2 separate regions of the Homo sapiens genome follow, and region 2 is linked to region 1. Evidence: chromatin loops called from intact Hi-C (ENCODE). Cell type or tissue: heart right ventricle. All regions are shown on one strand. Each heading gives the region's core, and the rest is flanking DNA. Links, peaks and the distances in the headings are about the cores only.

The links. Hi-C counts contacts between places; a loop is a spot of excess contacts. Peaks named below come from ENCODE experiments on the same cell type or tissue, not always from the same donor. Only the 100,000 strongest peaks of a DNase experiment are listed, where the experiment ranks them.
Region 2: a loop joins it to region 1, with 4 times the contacts of the local background. A loop is called at or near these places in 10 of 110 quality-filtered maps.

What each region holds. Positions count from the first base shown.
Region 1 is chr9:73,177,825-73,188,750 of GRCh38, forward strand. No RefSeq gene overlaps it. Among named protein-coding and RNA genes, the nearest start is that of ANXA1, 31 kb to the left of the region's middle. In heart right ventricle, for the core only: a CTCF peak has its summit at 6,278 (motif pointing left); no DNase peak of the experiment used is centred there; H3K27me3 peaks cover 274 bases.
Region 2 is chr9:73,128,551-73,139,476 of GRCh38, forward strand. No RefSeq gene overlaps it. Among named protein-coding and RNA genes, the nearest start is that of ANXA1, 18 kb to the right of the region's middle. RefSeq lists an enhancer at 3,822-4,241. In heart right ventricle, for the core only: no CTCF peak of the experiment used is centred there; a DNase peak (open chromatin) is centred at 3,951; H3K4me3 peaks cover 1,623 bases; H3K27ac peaks cover 3,174 bases.

The sequences.
Region 1 (10,926 bases), core at 1,999-9,998:
TGTTTGGTCTACGTTCCTTCATTCTTCCACATTCACAAACCAAAGATTAGGCTTTCTTGACTTTCTGTAAATTGAAAGTTGTATTGTTATTTATGTATTCATTGTGACACACAAAGAGCTCTGGGAATGAATGTTAACTAAGCAAAGCTGTTTCACCCTCTATTTGTTGAATGAAATTTGTCTTTTGTTTTTTTTAATCTAGTGACACCTAATTGCAACCTGTATTGTCTTTTAATTTATAGAAACATGAATACTTTTATGAAAACATTCAAAATGCTTTCTTATAGGACATCTGATAATTTGAGAAAATAATTTAGGTACTTAGCCAAAAATTTTATACAGTTCTAAAAGTGATGACTAAGTGGCACCTTAAACTAATCCTTTTACTCAGAAACAGAACTAGGTGATTATGTGAGTATGCTGATACGAATCAATAGGCCTCTAAAAGCTTAAATGTGAGGAATAGCAGTTGAGTCCTTGGTTGCAAGCAAGAGAAACTGATGAGCGGACTTATGAAAGAGGAACTTATAGAAGCATCTAAGAGTGTTGGAGTAAAGGACTCAGAGTGGGTGGAGGATTGGAAGCCCAGGTTGAGAACTAGGCAAGAAATTTAGGAGTTACGAAGTACAAGAAGCAGAGGGAAACAAACGTACAGCCATTTTCTCATTGCTCACACATCCTAATCAGGAGACCACCACTCTGCTGTCACCAAGACCTCTGCAGGGAAATATATCCAAATCTATCTCTTCCTGACAGGTGGTTCTGGCTACAGGAATCACTTGCAATTGCAGTCAAATGGTGGCTGAAGCTGAAAATGGAGGATGGAGCAGCTGAGGGCTGGCCAGGCAGCTCTTTCTTTATATAATAATCTCAGGGCCTGTCCAAGGAGACTAGATTCAGCGTTCTCCCTGCATGACAGTCTCAGGGAAGTAAGCCCACTGAGGCAGCAGCCCAGGGCTTCAATACAAGTGTTCCAGCTACCAAGGCAGATGCTACACCATCTTCTGCCACCTAGTCTCACAAATCACAAATGATTTGTGTCACATTCTTTTGGTTACAAGCAAGTTACAGGCTCAGTTTCAAAGCAACAGTAATTAGACTACCTTTCAAAGGGTGAGTAATGAGGTCTTAGATGATTTGGAGAAGAACAGAGAGATCGTTGGAACCATTTAGAGGAAACACTATTATCCCTGTATAAAGGACAATAATATATTTAATCACATTCCTTGTACTTCATTTGCAATATCTTCCATAGAGTGGCTATGAAAATTCGTAGATCATTGTTACTTTAAAAAAGAAAGCCATGGCTCTCACATTCTTATTATTTTAATACAAGAAATAACTGCCTTGGGCAATACTTTTTGGGGGATGTTGACAAGCCATGTTCAATGTATTAGCTACATTGTGCTGAAGATTATACTCAGTAAATGAAGATTGAGATTAATCATGATTATTTTCTTTTGCAAAAGCCATGAAACATTGCTAGCCAATAAGAAGGAAAAAACATTTGTATGTATTTGCTAAGGATTCATTATAGTGTGGGAGCAGAGTGGATAGTGACTTGGGAGCCAGAGAAATCTGAGTTTGAATCAAGCCTCCACCACTTATTGATTAAGTGACCTCAAAGATAGTAATTGCCTCTTTTAAGTGATAGTTTCTTATCAGTGAAATACTACTACTACTGCTACCAACTGCTGTACAGAAGACAGAATGATCTGAGAAGGAATTTTTGGACTGGAGTTTGTGTACCAGCTACAGGCTGTACCAGAAATACAGGAAGAGAAAGGGCTTTTAGTAACTGGAAACCCAAAATGCAGTCATGTGGAAATGATCCTTTTTTCTTAACTTCAATGGTAAAGATGTGGGAGGTTGACTCAATAGTCAAGTGACCCACCTGCTAAATCCTTTGACTTTGATGTGTAAACAACGTGCCTTCTTACAATTATTATCATTGCTTACTTTTTTGACCCTGAAGACTGACTCAGAGGAGTTCAGTGTCCTCACAACCCTAACTCAGAATTAGGCTATGTGATTCAAATCCCAGCCCGACTCCTCACTGGCTGTGGAGCTTGGCCAAGTTATGTAACTCAGGTTGCTCATACGTAAAATCAGGATATTGATGGTCATGATCAAAACTAAATTAGATAGTCCACATCTAGCACACAGAAAGCACTCTGTAAATATTAATACACAGTAGCTGCTGCTACTGTAAGAAGCTTATAATGCATTTCCAACCAAGAAACTTTCCTTTAACAAGATAATGCATTATGAAATATCCTATATTATTTGAAACATTAGATCATTTCCAGCTATTGGAAAGAAAAATGTAATGAGATTTTTCACATGTAGTAAACTAAGTTATGGGTTATATTTATTATATTCTTGTCTCACTGCAGATTAAAGTTTACATATGTAACAAACCTGCACGTTGTGCACATGTACCCTAGAACTTAAAGTATAATAAAAAAGTTAATCTTTTAAGTAGTAGAAAGTTTATTTATAGGCTGTTCTTTTCTGCATAACGGAACTACAAATGACTCCAATGTGGGAGTAAAGAATGTGTCTGTGAAAAAGAGCAGAGTAGAATGCAAAAAATTGATATGAGAGAAAAGAAAGGAAATGAAAATGTCATTCATATATCTGCATATTAATAATTTTACTTTTTTTTTTTAGGACCCAGCTATGGAGTCTATAAAAAACTCAGGTTTATCCCCAAGCTGAGTCATCAACCGAACAGCCCATCTGGAGAGCAGACTGGTTTTGGCTAGACTAATGGAAATACACTTTTAGTCTCTGGGGTCTAACTGGAAATGATTATTGTCATTCCATTTTCATGGAGATTGTGACTGTTGGAAACTCCATGTTGGCAGAATGCAAACCAGCTGTTGATTTCAAATGCCTCAACTTTATACTTTAACTATCTTTATCCTGTTTTATCTATCATCTATGTATCTTTCTTTTAGATTAGTCTTTCTAAATGTATTACTATAGAAGAAAAGTGTCAAAGAAGCACACACAAAATCTGTCTACATAGAGAAAACTAAATTGTATGTTAATTCTCAAGAGAAAAAGAAAGAAGAAAGGGAGGGAGAAATAATACAAGGTTTTGGCTTGTGTTTAGTGGGATAACAAGTTGAACTCACATCATAATTTGAAAAAAGCAAGAAAAATAAACAAGAAAATATAGTCAAGCATGGCTACATAACTTGTGGGGACAATGCAAAATAAAAATAAGGGGGCCCCTATCAAAAAATTACTAATTTCAAGAAGATGAGAGTAGATTATTAAATCAAATATGGGGCTGTTCTGAGCATAGGACCCTGTGAGCTTGTGCAGATTGTACATCCATGAAGATGGCCTTGAATATAGTTTCTTTTTTTGCTTAAAAATAATCTATTCTCCTTAATGAATACTCACACTCAAGGAGGGGAGACATTAACTTTTATTGCCATCTGGTATGACTTTTAGTCTGATCTGATAATGTACTACTTATTTATTTACATATTTAAGATTGGGTCTTGCTCTGTCACCCAGGCTGGACGGCAGTGGCACAATCATAACTCACTGCAGCCTCAAACTCCTGGGCTCAAGCAATCCTTCCACCTTAACCTCCTGAGTATTTGGAACTACAGGCATGCACCACCATGCCCAGCTAATTTCTAATTTTTTTGGTAGAGATGGGGACTCACTATGTTGCCCAGGCTGGTCTCAAACTCCTGGGTCCAAGTGATCTTCCCATCTCAGGCTCCTGAATAGCTGGAGTTACAGGTATGCGCCACCATGTCAGCTCTGTTAATTTACCTTTTATTATTTCTCAATTTGTTTAGTAAAACAAAGCTTAGTTTTCAATTTCATCTGTTTAGAAAAATAAAGCTTAGTTTTCAATTTCTCTTCCACCTCTTCCTTCCCTGGCTGGGAAGTGTGTACAGGGGGACGGATATCATTGTAGAGTTTAAGGGTTGACATCTCTGGCCCAGTGTCTTCTGACTCCACTGTTTGCTTGTTAACATCTCTTCTCCACTTGGGGGATCCTTGATATTGGAGGCCAAAGTCTGTATTTGGTTAACTGGGATGTGAGAGACTGCTATTATTCCAAGAAGGACAGTCATCATCAGATCTTAAATAAGGTAAGACACAAAGTTATTTTTATTTCTAGTGTATGAAAACTAGGGAGATTAGAAAGGTCAGATTAACTGAAGACAAATTAAAAGGATTGTACATTTGCTGTACATATAAGCTGTGATTCATAGTAAATGTATGTCCTAGTCATATGTGATAGTTTTTCTAAAATTATTTTAAATGTACAAAAAAAATCTTTGTTTATGCTTTCAGTGAGTTTTGTAAACGTTTTCGAGACAACAAATAAACAAAAATCTCATTTATTTTTAAAAGTTACAAATTTGACTTCCTATATAAAAGAACACTGCAACAAAACCATGTATTAAGTGAAGATTTTTAAAAAGTGAATACATTTTGCCCATTGTTTCTCTGTGACTTGTTTTGATGAGTTTAGTAGGAAAAGACATTGGTGGGGGCATATTATTGCTCCTTCATACTTTAAATCTTTCTTTACTGGTTCTCTTCAGCCTTCATTTAAAACATTTAAGAATTTTCCATCTGCAAAAAATAAAAACAAAAATAAATAGCATCTGATCTAATATATGTCCATGGCTTCTGCTGCCACCGTAAGCTAAGGACAGCATTACCCTCTTCAGTGAAATAATGGGTAAATCATCATGAGGGCTGTTTAGTGAAAAATAACATCAAAACAGAGCTGAGAGGAGGAATTTCTGATTCACTGGGTTCTTCACCAAACTATCCTACTTCTGTGGTAGGAGGTGAGTATGTCTATGTGGACGTTAAAAGTATCCTTTGAGTTTTGATTAAAGGGCCTAAATGGTGTTGTTCAGAGTGCAAAGCCTTGATAACTAAAATATCCTATCATAACTACTCATATTTGACAGTGAAGAACAGTATAACCTTTCTCCAATAAAATGGTGGCATAAAAATTAAGAACCATGAAATTATTTTAAATAGAAAAACTTGGCTAGTAAATATATTTACTATAGAATGATGACGTACTGTCTTAATAATGTTTGATATTAGCCAATTATTCTAGAAAAATGAGGAAAGTGTTGGAATAAAGAATGCTAGAATACTAAATAAAGAAATTTATCTATTGCACTTTTTGGAGAACATATTTTCTGACAGAAAGAACAGAAATGAACTATAATATTTTCAACATGATTCTCATATCCTGTAGAAAGCTTGTAAGTTTTTCTCTAGGGAGCTGTAAAAGACACAACTGTGATACAAACAGGCATAGCGTTACTAGGCTGAAATTTTTAATCTGTTGGCTTCAGTATTTCCATAGATTTCCCAAGTATGTCAGCATATTTTTTGATATGCATTAGCTATAGTATTTGGCAATATAATTTATAATTATTTTAAATGTACAATTTCAACTCTTGTACACTGTTGATGGAAATTTAAATTAATAAAGGTATTGTAAAAAACTGGTGGAGGTTCCTCAAAAACAAGAATTACCATATCATCCGAAAATTTCACTTTTGGGTATGCACCCCCAAAAATTGAAGTCAGTTTGTTAAAGAGATGTCTACACTCCTATGTTCATTGCAGCACTGTTCACAATAGCCAAGTTTTTTAATCAACCTCAGTGACCAGGCACAGGTGGGTGGATAAAGAAAATGTGGTACATATGCACAATCAAGTGCATATTCAACCTTAAAAAAGAAGGATATTTTCTCATGTGTGGCAACATAGATGAAATTGGAGAACACTATGCTAAGTGAAATAAGCCAGAAACAAAGACAAATACCACATGTTCTAACTTACATGTGGAGTCCAAAACAATTTAACTCACAGAAGCAGAGAGCAGAATGGTGGTTACAGAGACCAGTGAGTGGGAGGAATGGGAAGATGATGGTCAGATGGTACAACATCTCAGAAAAGAGAAAAAATTCTTTTGAGTTTTATGACATAGAATGAGAAATGTAGTTAATAATACAGAATTGTACATTTTAAAATTTAAATTGCAAATGTTCTCACCACAAAAAAATATTGTTTGAGGTAATGGATATATAAATTAGCTTAATTTAACTATACCACATTGTATTCATAAACCATAACATCACTTTGTACTCCATAAATTTATATAATCATAAATTGTCAATTTATAATAAAAGATAAAAATATTTATTTTAAATGATCACTCATGAAAATGTTTGCCTCTGGTTTCATCCAACTTTTGATCTTTTCTGCCATCTAGTGGTAATGTTTTAAAACTTCCTTCTAAGTGTATACAAATAATTAAAAAATGAAAAAGTACTGTATTACAAAATGTAAAAGTAAAATGTAAAAGCATGTTCTGTTGCTTCACAAGGTCTGAAATCTAACCTAGGACCCATAAGCCCTAGGCATGAAAAATATTGGGGAAAAAATTTAAAGAATATAAAATAACTAAAATTGTCAACAATGGGTAAGAAGTATATATTATATATATGTGTATATATATAGTATATATACACACACACACATATATACACTGTGGAAATATAGAATGATTTTATATAATATATTTATAATATTTATTTGAAATAAAGCACCAGAAAGATAATTTGGATTTACCTTGCATAGTATTAATGGATGGGAGGGGCTTCAATATGGCTGAATAAAGGTGCCTGGCACTCGTCCCCTCCACAAAGAACAACCAATGCAGTACATAACTGCACATCCATCGAATAGAACATCTAAAAGAGAAGACTGGAATTCATCTGGAGTCCACACAATGGCATTACTCCAAAGAGGGAATTAATGCTGAGTCACACTCACCCACTGAGACCCAAGAAGTTGGCACCATGGCATCAGTTTGAGAACTCAGATCCCACTAGACTGCATTTCTTCCCTCAGGCCCAACAGTCCCATACATCCCCACATCCCTGGAGAACCATTGACATCCCTCCGCATTCACCTAGAGGGCTGCAGCAGCACAATGCTGGTTAGACCAGGCAGTGAGACAGGGTTTCCAGCATTTTAGCCAACACAGTGTCCTACACCCCAAGGAATGTGTGGTGAGGCACACTAGGGAGGCTGCCCCAGGACAAAGAGATCAGAAGTGTGCACTCCTCAGAGCCTGAGAGATGGCTGCCACTGCCACTGACAGCAACTATCCCCTTCAGTGGCAAGAATACTTTGCAACTGCATATGCCTTCAGAGGACCTAAAGACTGGTTCTGGGGCCTGAGGAAAGACACATGATGCCCACTGCCACCATCAGCACCACCACCAGTGCCAACACACATCATTCTGGGGCCTGGGGACAGATCAACCTGCCCACTTGATATGGTTTGGCTGTGTCCTCACCCAAATCTCATCTTGAATTGTAGCTCCCATAATTCCCATGTGGCATGGGAGGGATCCAGGTGGGAGGTAATTGAGTCATGTGGAAGAGTCTTTCCCATGCTGTTCTCATGACAGTGAGTACGTCTCACAAGATCTGATGGTTTTATAAAGGGAAGTTCCCCACACATGCTCTTTTTGCCTGCTGCCATGTAAGACGTGACTTTGTTCCTCCTTCACCTTCCACCATGATTGTGAGACCTCTCCAGCCACGTGGAATTGTGAGTCAATTAAGCCTCTTTATTATAAATTACCCAGTCTTGGGTATGTCTTTATTAGCAGCATGAGAACAGACTAATACACTGCCATTGCCAGCACCCATGTACACCTTAAGGATCCTGAGGAAAGACCCTTTCTGCCCACTGCCAACCCCACACACACTACCTGAGGACCCAGGGACCTACCCACCTGCCCAGCCCACCGCCACTACTAAGAAAACTGCCTGGAAGCCTGAGGACTGGCCCTCCTCGACCCACTACCACCAACACCCATGTATACTGCCTGAAGTCCCAAGAACCAGCCCCCCCCCCCGCCAGCTGTTGCCACCACTGGTGCCTGAGGACTGCCTCACCTGGTGTCTCCATCCCCAGTAAAGGCTCACCAAAGCATCCACTTGCAGCTGTAGCCTAAGTCACTGAGAAACTCACAGACACCACTAACACTGATTATAGCCAAAGAAATCAGAGACTACACTACTGCATTCACCAGAATCAGAGCCAAAACACCTTACTCAACCAACACTATAGATACTTCTATTTAAAAAAAATAAAAGCCAATCAATAAAGTTGGAAGACGTGACAGTTAGATCAGATACACAGATATCAATGACACAAAGAAGCATGATAAAACAAGGAAACATTACACTCCAATAGGAATACAATAATTCTCTAGTAACAGATACCAACAATTTACACACACACACACACACACACACACATAAAATACCTGAGAAAGAATTCAAAATAATGATATTAAAGAAACTCAAAAACTCAAAGAGATATAAGAGAATACAGATAAACAATACAGAGTGATCAGAAAAATACATATATATTCTGAAAGAGAAATTCAACAAAAAGATAGATATTAAAGAGAAATAAATAGAAATCCTGGAACTGAAGAGTCCAAGCTAAGAAATAAGAAATACAATCAAGAGCCACAACAATAGACTAGATCAAGCAGAAGGAAGAATTTCTGAACGTGAAGACAGGTCATTTGAAATAACCCAGTAAAACCCATAAATAAATAATAAAAAGAATGAAAGCCTATGTCACATATGGGACACCATAAAGTAATCAGATATTTGAAGTTTGGAATTTCTAGAAGAAGAGATAGCCGAGGACATTTAAAAACTATTTAGCAAAAAATAGATGAAAACTTTCCAAGTCTTACAGGATATGTAGATATTCAGGTACAGGATATTCAAAGATAACCAAATAGATTCAACTCAAAAAGATATTCTCCTAGGCATATTATTGTCAAACTCTCAAAAGAAGACAGAAATAGATTCTAAAAACAGAAAAAATACCAAGTTACATGTAAGGGAATTCTCATCAGATTAACAGCAAACTTCTTGCATAAATCTTACAGGCCAGAAGAGAATGGGATGATATATTCAAAGTATTAAAAACCCCAAACCCCAATGACCAAGAATACTACACCCAAAAAAGCTGTCCTTCAAAAATGAAAGACAAATAAAATCTTTTCCAGACAAGCAAACCCTGAGGGAATTCATCACCACTAGACTGACCCTACAAGAAATGCCTAAATGAGTTCTACATTTGAAAATGAAAGGATAATATTTATCATCAACATAACAAAGAAAGTATATAACTAATTTGTAGAGCTGATACACAAATGAGAAGAAGAAAGGAGTCAAATGTTATCACAAAAAAAGCCCAACAACTCATAGGGTAAACAATGGAAGAGACAAAAGGAAACAGAATATACAAAACGATCAGAAAACAATGAACAAAGTGATAGGAACAAGTCCTCACCTATCAATAACAACCTTAAATCACATGTTTTAAATTCCTCAATTAAAAGATATGGACTTGCTGAATGGATAAAAACATAAATAAATAAAACACACAAAAAACCAAGACACATCTATATGCCATCTACAAAAAATTCATTTAAACCTGTAAAGACATACATAGACTGAAAGAAAAGGGATGGAAAAAATATTCCACACAAATGAAAACCAAAAATATGCAGAAGTAACTACACTCTTATCAGAAAAAAATAGTCTTTTAGTCAAACATAAAAATAGACAAAGAAGATTATTATATAAAGATAATTCAGCAAGAAGATATAACAATTGTAAATATATCTGCACCCAACACTGGAGCTCTTAAATATATAAAGCAAGTATTGTGAGAATCAAAGAGAAAGGCACTTAAATACAATAATAGCTGAGAACTTCAACACCCCACTTTCAGCATGGGACACATCATCTAGACAAATATTTATCAATAAACATGGTACTTGGAATGTACGATAGACTAAATGGACCTAACAGACATTTACAGAATATTTCATCACACAACTGCAGAATATATATTCTTCTCATCAGCACATAAAACATTCTCCAGGACAAACCATATGTTAGAACATGAAACAAGTCTCAGCAAATTTTAAAAATCAAAATTGTATCAAGTACTTTTTCAGATCTCAATAAAATAAAGCTAGAAATCAATAACCCGAGAACTTTGGAAGCTGTGCAAATACATGGAAATTAAACAACAGACCCCTGGACAATCATTTGATCAATAAAGAAGTTAAGAAAAAACTTCAAACATTCTTGAAACAAATAAAAATTGGCACACAATATATCAAAACCTATGGAATATAGCAAAAACAGTGCTAAGAGAAGTTTATCACCATAAAAGCCTACATCAAAAAGTAGAAAGATTTCAAATAACCTAATGAAGGTTCTCAAATAACTAGAAAAGCAGGAACAACCCAAAATTAGGAAAGAAATAATAAAGATCAGAGCAGAACTGAACAAAATGGAAACAAACAGTAGAAAAATAAAAAACCCCAAAAATTGGTTTTATGAAGAGATAAACAAATTTGATAAACCACTAGCTATACTGACCAAAAGAAAAGAAGAGAAAGAAGACCCAAACAAATACAATTAGAAACAAATAAGGAGGCGTTACAACTGATACCACAGAAATACAAAGGGTCATTAGAGAGTGTTACGAACCACTATATGATAACAAGTTGGAAAATGTAGAGAAAATGGATAAATTCCTGGATCCAATCTATGAAGACTGAACCAGGAAGACACAGAAAAACAGCACAAATAAGTGACATGTGATGAGACTGAATCAGCAATAAACAGTCTTCCTAAAAAGAAAAACCTAGGATTAAATGACTTTACTGTTAAATTCCACAAAATTATAAAGAAGAGCTAAGACCAATTCTTTTTAAACTATTTCAAAAAATTGAAGAGGTGGAAATTTTTTCTAACGCATTCTACCAGATCAGCATTACCTGATGCCAA
Region 2 (10,926 bases), core at 918-8,917, 50 kb before region 1:
CACAAAAGGGAACTAAATATGCCTGGAAATTTACATTCCCTCAGTCATAGCTCTAAATCAATGACTGGTAGGTGCACAGGTAAGACTTTACCTCTATTGACCAATTCAGAGTTGAGATCTATACTGTGCCCAGAAATGCATGGCAGGCTTGAACAAAAGATGTACTTCATTGGAAATTGCTTGATAATGCATCCTTTATTGGTCTTCTTCTGTTATTATTCCCATTTCTCTGTAATTTCTTGGGAATATACTCTAATACATAAGTTACACACAAATTTTCATCATAAGATTTGTCTTTCGAATGCTGTTATGGGTTGAATTGTGTCCTTTAAAAATATATCTTAAGGTCCTAACCTGTAAATATGACCTTATTTGGAAATGCAATCATTGTAGATGTAATTAAGGTAGGGTGAGATAATGACACTATGTTAGAGTGGGCCCTAAATCCAATATGAATGGTGCCATTATAAGAAGAGGGAAACTTGGACACAGAGATAGAGACACTCAGGGAGAATGTTATCTGACCACAAGGACACAAAAAGGAGAGTGCCATGTGAAACCAGATGTAAATATTGGAATGGTGCATCTATAAGCCAAGCAATGGCAAAGATTGCCAGCAAACCACCAGAAGGCAGGAGAGAAGCACAGGACATAATTTCGTTTGGAGCACCCAGAGGAAATCAACCCTACCGAGACCTTAATTTGGAACTTCTATCCTCCAGAAGTGTGAGAGACTAAATTTCTGTTGTTATATGCCAGCAAGTTTGTGGTACTTTCTTATAGCAACCCTAGGAAACTAATGAAGAAACGCAACTTGAAAATAGGTTATTTCAGAAGTGGTCCTAGGAAGCATACACTTAGGAAGGGATTCTGAGTTAGATCACTTGCCATCTGGATAACAACTGGATCACACTGTTGGAGATTAAACTGTTAAAAACTGAAAACTCTAGCACTGTCATTGCATAACTTTTGCCAGTGGTGAGTTGGCATGGGATACAGATGAAAGGAGACTACACATGCATTTCAGAGCTATGGGGGGATTTATTAATTATAAGATTTGGAAATTGGTTGGTTGTTGCTAAGTGTCATTGTGCCGAAGAAGAAAATTGACAAGCTCAGGTTTGTCCGTTACTAACCAGGGGCATGGTATGAAAGATTGGAGGACTCCAGGGCAGCATTTAAAGAAACCCATGCTTTCTATAGCTAGAAGACAGATTGAAAGGAAGACTGGATGATAAACTTTACTATAAAAGTAGTAGAAATACAACAAAAGATGAGTTAATAGCCTTGGCAAGGTTTTATGCTAAGTCAGAACCCTGATAGAGATGGTGCAGAGAATTGTAGGTGGATGTGCTCAAAATTATAGAACTCGCAGATTCCTTTGAACCCCTGGGCATATAAGAGTGGCTTATTTAGTTTTGCTGGAACATAGCAGCTTTCTCTTGCTTGAAGGCCACACCAAAACCTCAACCGAGATGGATGCCTTTGACGATGATATTTGTCCTTATCAAGATCTGACTTCACTTTCTCTCCTGTCTTCTAGTTCTGTATCTAAGTCTCAGCATGGGCCAACCAGGGAAGGGAAAAAATTACTCTCCAAAAGAACATCAAGACGTGATTAATTTGCAGCAAAAGGAATCAGGACAGCATGCCAGGAAGTATATCTTGATAGCGCTGGATTGGGGTGAGAGCTGGGGATAGTGAGAGAGAAGCTTGATAAAGGAACATTTGTCAACAAGGGAACATTCTTCCATGACTGAAAACTCCCTAACAAGAGCACCTGGGAATGGTTCTAATACGCTGCTTGGATGGTTACTAAAAGTTCTGTAGGGGGAAGAAAAAGGCTCACATTAAATTAAGCAGAGATGACAGAACTGCTTTAGCAGAGTTTTGAGGAAGGGCTCAAAAGGCTCAGAGAAGTGAGCATGCTAGAATGATTCTATTGTGTAACACCAGAGAGACTACCAGCTGATTATGTTCATTGAAGGGCCAGAGAACATTCTCATCACAAAGCTGATAAGGAATGTGCTATTGATGGAGGGATTGGCATATTTGAGAAGCTTAGTGATAGCTGGACCGAAGTTGACAGTAGGCAATACTGTTAGAGAACTGGGCTCCCTAGTGTCAATGGAAATGATTATATTCCAGAATATCAGGGGTCAAGTGCAATATAGTCAACCACTAGAGATCTATGGTGATGGCTGATATCCCAAGGTGTTTATCGAGAAAAAATAGATGGATAGACAACAAGAGCGTGGTTGGCTATACATAATCAAGGATGATTAAAACTGGATGAGCAATTGGAAGCCTCATGTCATCAATGCCCACGGAATATTACTTCTTGACCCAGTTTAAAAACCTGCACCAATTCTCAGACCCACAGAAGGAAGCTGCAATGCCACAAGCATACACAGCAGAGATTTCTGTGCATACAGTTGTATACATTTTAAAAATAATCCACTTATAATTTGAATTACAACCAGGGAGTCCACTATGCATATTCTAGTCTCTTTATCTTGGGTAATGATGCTTCTCGTCTCTGGAATACCCTTTGGCACCTTCTCTATGTGAGTGCTATTTCATGTTTTAAGGCTTACAGTAACCTTTCTCGATGACCTCTATCTCTTAGTAGAAATCACGTTCTCCAAACAGCTATCTTGTTCATTTAACATTTACTATATTCAGTTTTGAATGGTTGTTAAAATTTTTATGTAAATAAAAGTTTTTTGGAATTGTCCATTTGATATATTTAATTTATTCCATTTATTAAACTTGAAGTAGACCTTCGAGAATCAATTATTATTGATTCTCAAAATGCAAATATTATTATAGTTATCCCTTTATCCTAGATTGTTAATTGGTTGAATTATTTGAAATCCTTGAGATAAACTAAAATAGACAGGAATACTTAATACAGAATGATTAACTTGGGTAGATAGACAGATTAAACTTAGCTTTTGTTTAAAAGCTGGAATTCTAAGTAGTCAACATCAGATGAGTCAAATGAAAATTGATACCCATTGTAGAACTAATGAATGGTCTTGCAGTTTAAGTCCTTTCTTAACTCTGTCATCTTTTACTTTGTAATGACTAAAAAGCTACAATTACTATCACAGGAGTCTTCAGTATGTTACCATGCCAAAACTGGGAAATGTGGCTGGCTGTTTCCTAATGGAAAATTGTTAGCTTCTTGGCGACATGAAGAAAAGGATGTTGGGATTGCCCTTTCAGACATCAAAATTCATTACAAAACTTTAGAAATTAAGATACTGTGGTACCGGGAACGAGAAAGATCAAAAAATAGACGGAAGAGAACAGAGAAAATTGAAAGACATATCTATATGTCTATATCTGCACATACAAATATGCATATGCAATCACACATAGTTGATAAATCTCACAAGAAATAAAATTTAAAAGAAAGAATCAAAGTGAATATGGTGTTAGTAAAAAAAAAAGGCTATGAATTTTTGAATACTTTTTCCCAAGGTGGTGACATTCCAGCATATACTACAAACAAAAGAGGCCATTCACCGGATGATATCATCCCTTCAAAAATAAACTTATCCTCAATTTCCTGATTAAAATCAGACATTCTTCTGCTTGACAGAGGTCCTTACTTCCTGTTTTCTCTAGCATTTGCCAAGTGGCTCTGAGGACTTCGGTGTAAGAACACTCACTTAACTGTTCTGTAGTGCTGACTTTGAATACTTGAACAATAACCCACATTTCTAAATTTTCAATTTAAATAATGGTGCTTTTTGTTTTTAATTTTGCCTCATTTTCGAATCCTAAGGCTATTAGAACAACACCAAGATGACAGTGTTTCTGCTGTAACTTCCGTCTGCTTCTGCTTCTCAAAGTTGTGTAGTATAATTATTTCTATAGCAACCAGCCGAGGAAATGCCTTGCCAGCACACAGACTCAAAAGAGAAACATGCTGAGACAGGCTCAGCCGTGGGGCTTCGGAGCGCCTGGAGTTTCCAGCATTAAACGCTACAGCTGCAGAAGCCCATGCTGTTACCTTCTCTCCTCATCCGTTTTTAGTATTTGTAATATTTCTGGCCCTCCCACATCTTTGGCAATGTTTTCTAACGTCCCTCTTCTCTTTCTTCAGTGTTTTTCATAAGAACGGTCCTTTCATTTCTGTTTTATGACGTATAGTCTTCTGATAATAACACGATAAGCATTGTGGTGGTTCTGAACATACAACGAAATTAGAAAAAGTGGAATAATAAATAATTCACTTGTTTTCCTTCAGCTTCATAAGGTTTCTACTAATCTGTTTTCCTTATGGGCCAAACTCTTAGAGAAATTTGATCAGGTGCCTTTAAAAATATAGAAACACGTTCAGAGAACTTCAAAGAATACAAAAAATAATGTATTTCTTTTCCAAAATAACTTCACTTTCATCATAAAACATGAAAAATGGTGAAAGAATCATTTCCAAAAGAAAACCTAAACTTGTCTGATTTCAGGACACACTTTTATCTTTAAAAAATTTTTCCTTACTGTTGTGAAAGGAAAAGAAAAGCTCAGGACCCCAAATTCACTATGCCAAAAGGGAAGAGTTAAACTTGGAAGCTGAGTCATAAAAATAAATAAATAAATAAATAAATAAATAAAACAACCCAAATCTGCCTCTCCTTTTGTTCCTAAATTGACAGCTAATGTCTTCAGAGGGGGCATCCCTCACCCTGACAGTGTAAATTAACAGTTTATCTTCACTTCAAGGGTACAGAAGTGTAGGAAAATGACACGGTGAAATAGATGGGTACTCACTGGCAGCAGTTTCATCAATTCTAGCTTCAAATTGTCACCTAATGCCATTGTTTTATTCTGTAACCTATAGATTTACTTTGTAATGATTGATTCTGTAAAATTGAATTATAAGGTTTATTTTTGTTAAAGTTTTTTTTTTGTTTTTTTTTACTACTTTTAGTTTTTTTTGGGTTTTTTTTGGTTTTTTTTTTTTTTTTTTTTTTTTTTTTGTGACAGAGCCTTGTTCTGTCGCCCAGGCTCTGGAGTGCATTGGTGCGGTCTCAACTCATAGCAACCTCCACCTCCTGGGTTCAAGTGATTCTTCTGCCTCAGCCTTCTGAGTAGCTGGTATTACAGGCACCTGCCACCACGCCCAGCTAATTTTTGTACTTTTAGTAGAGACAGGGTTTCACCATGTTGCCAGGCTAGTCTCAAACTTGTGACCTTGGCCTCCCTAAATGCTGGGATTACAGGTGTGAGCCACTGCGCCTGGCCTTAATTTTCATTTTCAATGAAAGTTTTGTTAAGTTTAATTTTAAAAAAACTTGATGATTCAAGGTTTCATTACACAAACTCAGGTAAAGTTACTGGATGAATGAATTCTTTTGTATACCTAATCCTGTAAACAAACCAGTAAAGGAATAGAGTAGCCTCTATATTTAAAATTCTGTCCCCAATATATGAAACTGACATAGTGCCAATGCAAATTAGCTCCCTTGCTGAACATTTTCATTCACACTGTACACACCACAGTGAGCCAGGACATTTCTTTCTCAGTAAGATGTTCAGAACTCTGGCCAACAACTGGCTTGATGTTTGCATTTTCCATGTGACGTAGTGTTTTCCTTGGTTGACTATTATGGCCCCACCCTGATGAGCCAGTTGTAGCAAGCCAAGCCCCAGCTTCTGTACCCAGAAGATATTCCACCTCTTGCTCAACAAAGCAGCCTTGGGTGTTTATGACACCTGAGGTAATGGTTCACAATCGGGATTCTTTCAAAAAGTACTCTCAGATTGATACTCTCTGTGTTTCCACATATGTCCCCTCCATGCTTTCAGAGAGGAGTCATGCATCCTAGAATCAGCCATGTATTGTGTCAAATGGCAAGAGGTATTTCCTGGAACATTTCTTAATTGTGTTGCTCTTTTTATTGAAATTGTGCTAAAATATAAATTCAGCACACAGGAAAAGAAACCTGTCCGTGGCCCATTAGAAGTTTCCAAATCGCCTCTTATTTGAAAGTGATGAACTATTTTTGTTAGATTTGTTGTTTTTTAATTTCTCAAATTTATTTCCTGAAGAAGAAATACAGTGTTTCCTAGGGTTTTGTTGTCGTTGTTATTTTTAAAAATAATTTATTTCATTTTTTAAGTCCAGATCTGTAGAAAATATAAAGTTTCTTTTTTCTCTGGGAGCTCTCATCTTGAAGAATTATTTGAAATGTATGATTATTAGCCTAAGAAAGCTGAAAATCAAATAAATTATGTTTTGATCTTCACAATTAGCAGTGTTTTTACAATATAATTTTTCATATTTTCTCTAAATTGTACATTCATATCATTGATGTAAGCAAAGTATTTTATGTTATAAAATTTTTTAAATTTCTAGAAAGATAAATAAGACGTGAATTTCAACCAATAGTGTCAACAATTATTTAAATACATTTTAGACACAGAATGGCAGAGTATTTAGAAGTGTATTGAATTTGATTACTTTCTAAAACGTGTGAGATCAGAGTAAGTCTTAATATCTATCCAGTTGACTTAATTCATGCTTTAATATTTTTCTGCTTGGTTTGTTTTGAAGATAGAAAAAAGCATTTTGTATTACATTTTCTGTAATCAATATAACTTACATCTGGCAATTTTCTAAGGAGTGTAAATTTGTTTGAAATACAAAATAAGTTGCCTAGAGAATCAGCTTATTTATTTTTCCAAAGTACTTTTAAAAAATTGGAATCTAAGCATTTATTTATAGTCAATGACTTCTAGTGAATAGAGGCTAAGAAATAATGAAAAAAAGGTTTAAACATAAGAACTGAAGGATAAAAGCTAATTCAAGAACTGAAAGAATTTCAGAGACTATATTAAAGAAAATTATGAAAAAGAGTTCAAGAATAATCAACCCTGAGAAAAGATCATAAATGGACAAAAACCAGGCACACACAATGCCTTTGCATTGCATTCATTTCATTATAAAGACAATGAGTAAGTTGAACTGTCTCATTATTTCATCACTTAGCTTTGTCTCAACTGTCAGGTATGAAAAATTACTGAGAAGAATAAAAGTTTTGAAAAGGAAAAAAATTTGAAAAGTATGAACACACTATGAGTGCTAACTCCAGAATAGCTGGTTTTTCAAGAATTATACAGGAAACTGAGTAATGATGTAGTAGTTAGAAGCAAAAGTGTAGTTCTGAGGTTCTCACACACTCCCAAAATGGAGAAACAAAGGGGATACTTGTAGTTCTATGGGATTATACATATAGGAGTTCATGGGTGATTTTTCAGCACTAAAATGTAGCTGTATATGGGTTCATAGACACTGAAGTCCTCATATTTTGGCCTCTATTTGATTTTATTATAAATCCAAAATTTTGCCTTCCAGGTAGAATTTTGGATAATTTTATGCCTCCAAATGTCAAAGGCAAGCTGGGCATCATGATCTGGCATAAAGAACCCTTCACTCAAAGAAGGTAAAAGATCTAGATTCAAGTGGCAACGTCTTTATTTAGCAATCACTGGCTTTAGCTAAATCCAAAATTCACTGGGCTTCAGTTTGAAATATGTACAATGGGCCAAGTGTGGTGGCTCACACTTGGAATCCCAGTACTTTGGGAGGACAAGGGGGAAGGATCATCTGAGCCTAGGAGTTCAAGACCCACGTGAGCCACATAACAAGATCTCTTCTCTATAAAAAACTAAACATATGCCTGGTGTGGGTAACATGTGCTTGTGGTGAACTATGATCACACCACTGCACTACAGCCTGGGCAACAGAGTGAGACACACAGTGTGTGTTTGTGTGTGTGTGTGTGTGTAATGATCATGTCACCTTCCCACAATACAATTATGAAGATGAAATAAATATACATGGAAGAGTTTTATAAGCACTAAAGTGTTAAACCAATGGGAAGTTTCACTCTTGACTGTTGTAGCAGATAGGATTTCACTTCTTTCTCTTTTATTTAAAATACTTTGTAATTACATATTTGAGAGGAAAATGCTAGGCACTTATCAATGTCTTTGGCCTCAGAGTGGTTTTGTACCAGATCAAGAATCAAGCAGTCAGAAGACAAAGTTCCATGTGGTCAGTTACATACTTTAGTGGCACCATGACCTAAATGTCGGCATGAAGACAAATTTATCTATCTATACTCAAAGATAAACACACACCTATAAATACATGTATTTTATTCAACTAAGAAAGTAGGTTGAAACCCTCCATTTGATATGTCTTATATAGTGAATTATTACTAAATTTTTACTAGTTCTAATTAGTACATTTTTGGCACTGCATTTTCAATATAAAATGGCCTTAAATTGAATAGTGATTGTAATTAGATTTATCTTTCTGAATCAAAATTTGCTTTATTATTGTTAGAAAAATCTCTACAGTAATGCTCAGCAAAGTGCCAATGAGGCTTCTATGCAAGAATCAGAGTAGAAGGAACATATTGTCATAACTGTTGTCTCCTTGATTCAGGTCCAGTAGCAGAGTCTATTACTTCCATGTGTTTAAACATTTTTTTCCAAATTTAATACTGCAAATTATCACTTGGCCAAAAATATTGAGAAAACATAATTTACTTCTTCCACGAACCTTGACATTGAATGAATGCTAAATGCACACCATGCATACACATTCACATATATTTGTCTGTACTATAGCAGAACAATACCAATTCAGTTTTGTAATTTAAATGGCCAAACCTTGTTACAGTAGGTAAAACATTTATGCTCCCGAAGAGTGTAAAAATCTTAGACAATGAGAGTTACTTAAATCCTGAAAGTTGCCAGGGATAGTCATAGGGCCGCTGGTCTTTTCAGAGAAGTTCAAGCTTGCCTGAAAGATCTCAGTATGTGGCAGAGTGTACACTAGAGGGTGGGATCTGTTGAGCTTCATTCTTAATCCACAAAGAATCAGCTAGTCAGTCAACCATAAATAAACACAATGACATCATTACCTTGCCTCTTGCCACCTGGGCGTAATGCCCTGCAAAGTTTTATGTTTCAGAGTTTCAGAGTCATGGGCACAAGAACACTGTTGATTGATTAGAAATATTAGCAATAGCCAATGCATTAAAGAAACAAAGAGTGTTAATTCAGTTTTACCAGGATGGATTGAATTCTCTCCTTACTCATTTGACTTCAAGTAGCTCTGCACTGGCCTCTCGTAAAGTATTTACTCAGGAACTTATCCAAGTCAGTGAGGTATTAACAATGCTTTTATCTTTGATTCTCTTACTTAGCTTCATCCTTAATATGTTCTTACCCCCAACAACCCTACCACCTCCAACCGGTTTTTAAAATTATACCCAAGTAATATTTATTGTTCCTTACAATGAGATCATTATAAATTCCATTTTGTTCACTTTGAATTTTGTTTGTTAAGGACATACTCGCAACATGTTATTAAACAAGAAAGCCATTCTTCATTATTGTCATCATATTATCAGCAGTGAAGGATTTCATTTTAAGATGAAGAAAGGGGGAAAAAGAATGTTAGAATGCAGATACTGAAACTAGAATTGATTTCACAGATATTAATCTTCTGTATCTGTTGCTCAATCATGGGACTTGTGTTGAAATATGGAACAGGTCAGTATCGGCTCAGCTTTATTCTGCTCAAGTTCTCCTTGCACATATCCTTTTGGGCTACTGTAAGAGAAATATTACCAACTTTCCAATGCTGAAAAGTAAAAAAGATTGCCCTCTCTATTTATTATTAAAGAACTCCTTGGACACATAAGCTCATTCTAATATAGAGGCACCTCATCACTCATTATTAATTTAACAAGCATTTGTTAAGTGCCTATTATGAGCCAGGCACTGTGCTAGGAAATGGGACCAATAAGAAACAAATGAATTTATAGTCTGTTGGGGATACACACATTAAACTCCTAATTACACGGACTTAATCACACAAATAACTATATATTCACATTAAATTCACTAAGGAAAACTTCAGTGTAATTCCTCTTAAGTCATAGTTATACGTTCATTTTTCCCCCTAATTCTGAATGGGAATGCATGAATAACAATTAATTTAAATACCTATTATATATTGAGCATGGCTCTATGTGGTAGGTAGACATGTCATTTGAAGTCATAAGCAAACTAGCCTTAGTTCAGATATGTCATTTAATTCACTTTGCCTTTAGGGAAGAAAGTCTAAAATTCTGTGAGTTTCAGTTCTTGTTTATCATCAGAAAAATGGAAATGGTAATAATTTCCAACATGATAGTTCTGAGGTTCAAAGAGGCATTAAAAACACGTCAGATGCTCTAATGAAGTTTCTAAGAATATGGAAGCATTAAATATTAATATAAATAAGAATAAGGTTACTCAAAAAACTGAATGAGAAAGTTAAGAAATATATCATGTGAGTTGCAACTGGGCTTTCATAAATGCAAAAATTTATAGAAAAATGAGAGGACCATATTTACTGGGAACAGGATGAGCAATTGTGCATAAATGAGAGTCAAGAGCATTTTGAAAATTGTAGAGAAACTGGTTTCATTAGGCTGAGGATATATGTGAAGCTGAGGGTACAGAATGGGAAGGGAAAAGACAAGTCATCACCATTTTAGCCTTAACTGCAAATTGAAAAGGAAGAAAGAAATTAAATATGCTGTCTTCCCATTTTTAGTTCTGTTTAGATACTAAGACACGTGAAGAAACTTTTATTTGTACTTTATGAATTTTGTGTTCTGTGTTCTTAGAAATGATGGAAATAGTTACTCCCTGTACCTGGAAAACATGATTTCATTTGAAAATAGGTACAGAGCTAGGAAAACAGGCTCCTAAAGAACATGGTGTTTGCTTAAACTGACAAATTAGAAGTAGGAAAGATTTTATTGTTTTGCTATACATATTTTTATGTACATTTTCAGCATTGATAGAATACATGCACACACATACATACATCCAGTTTTAGGTAGA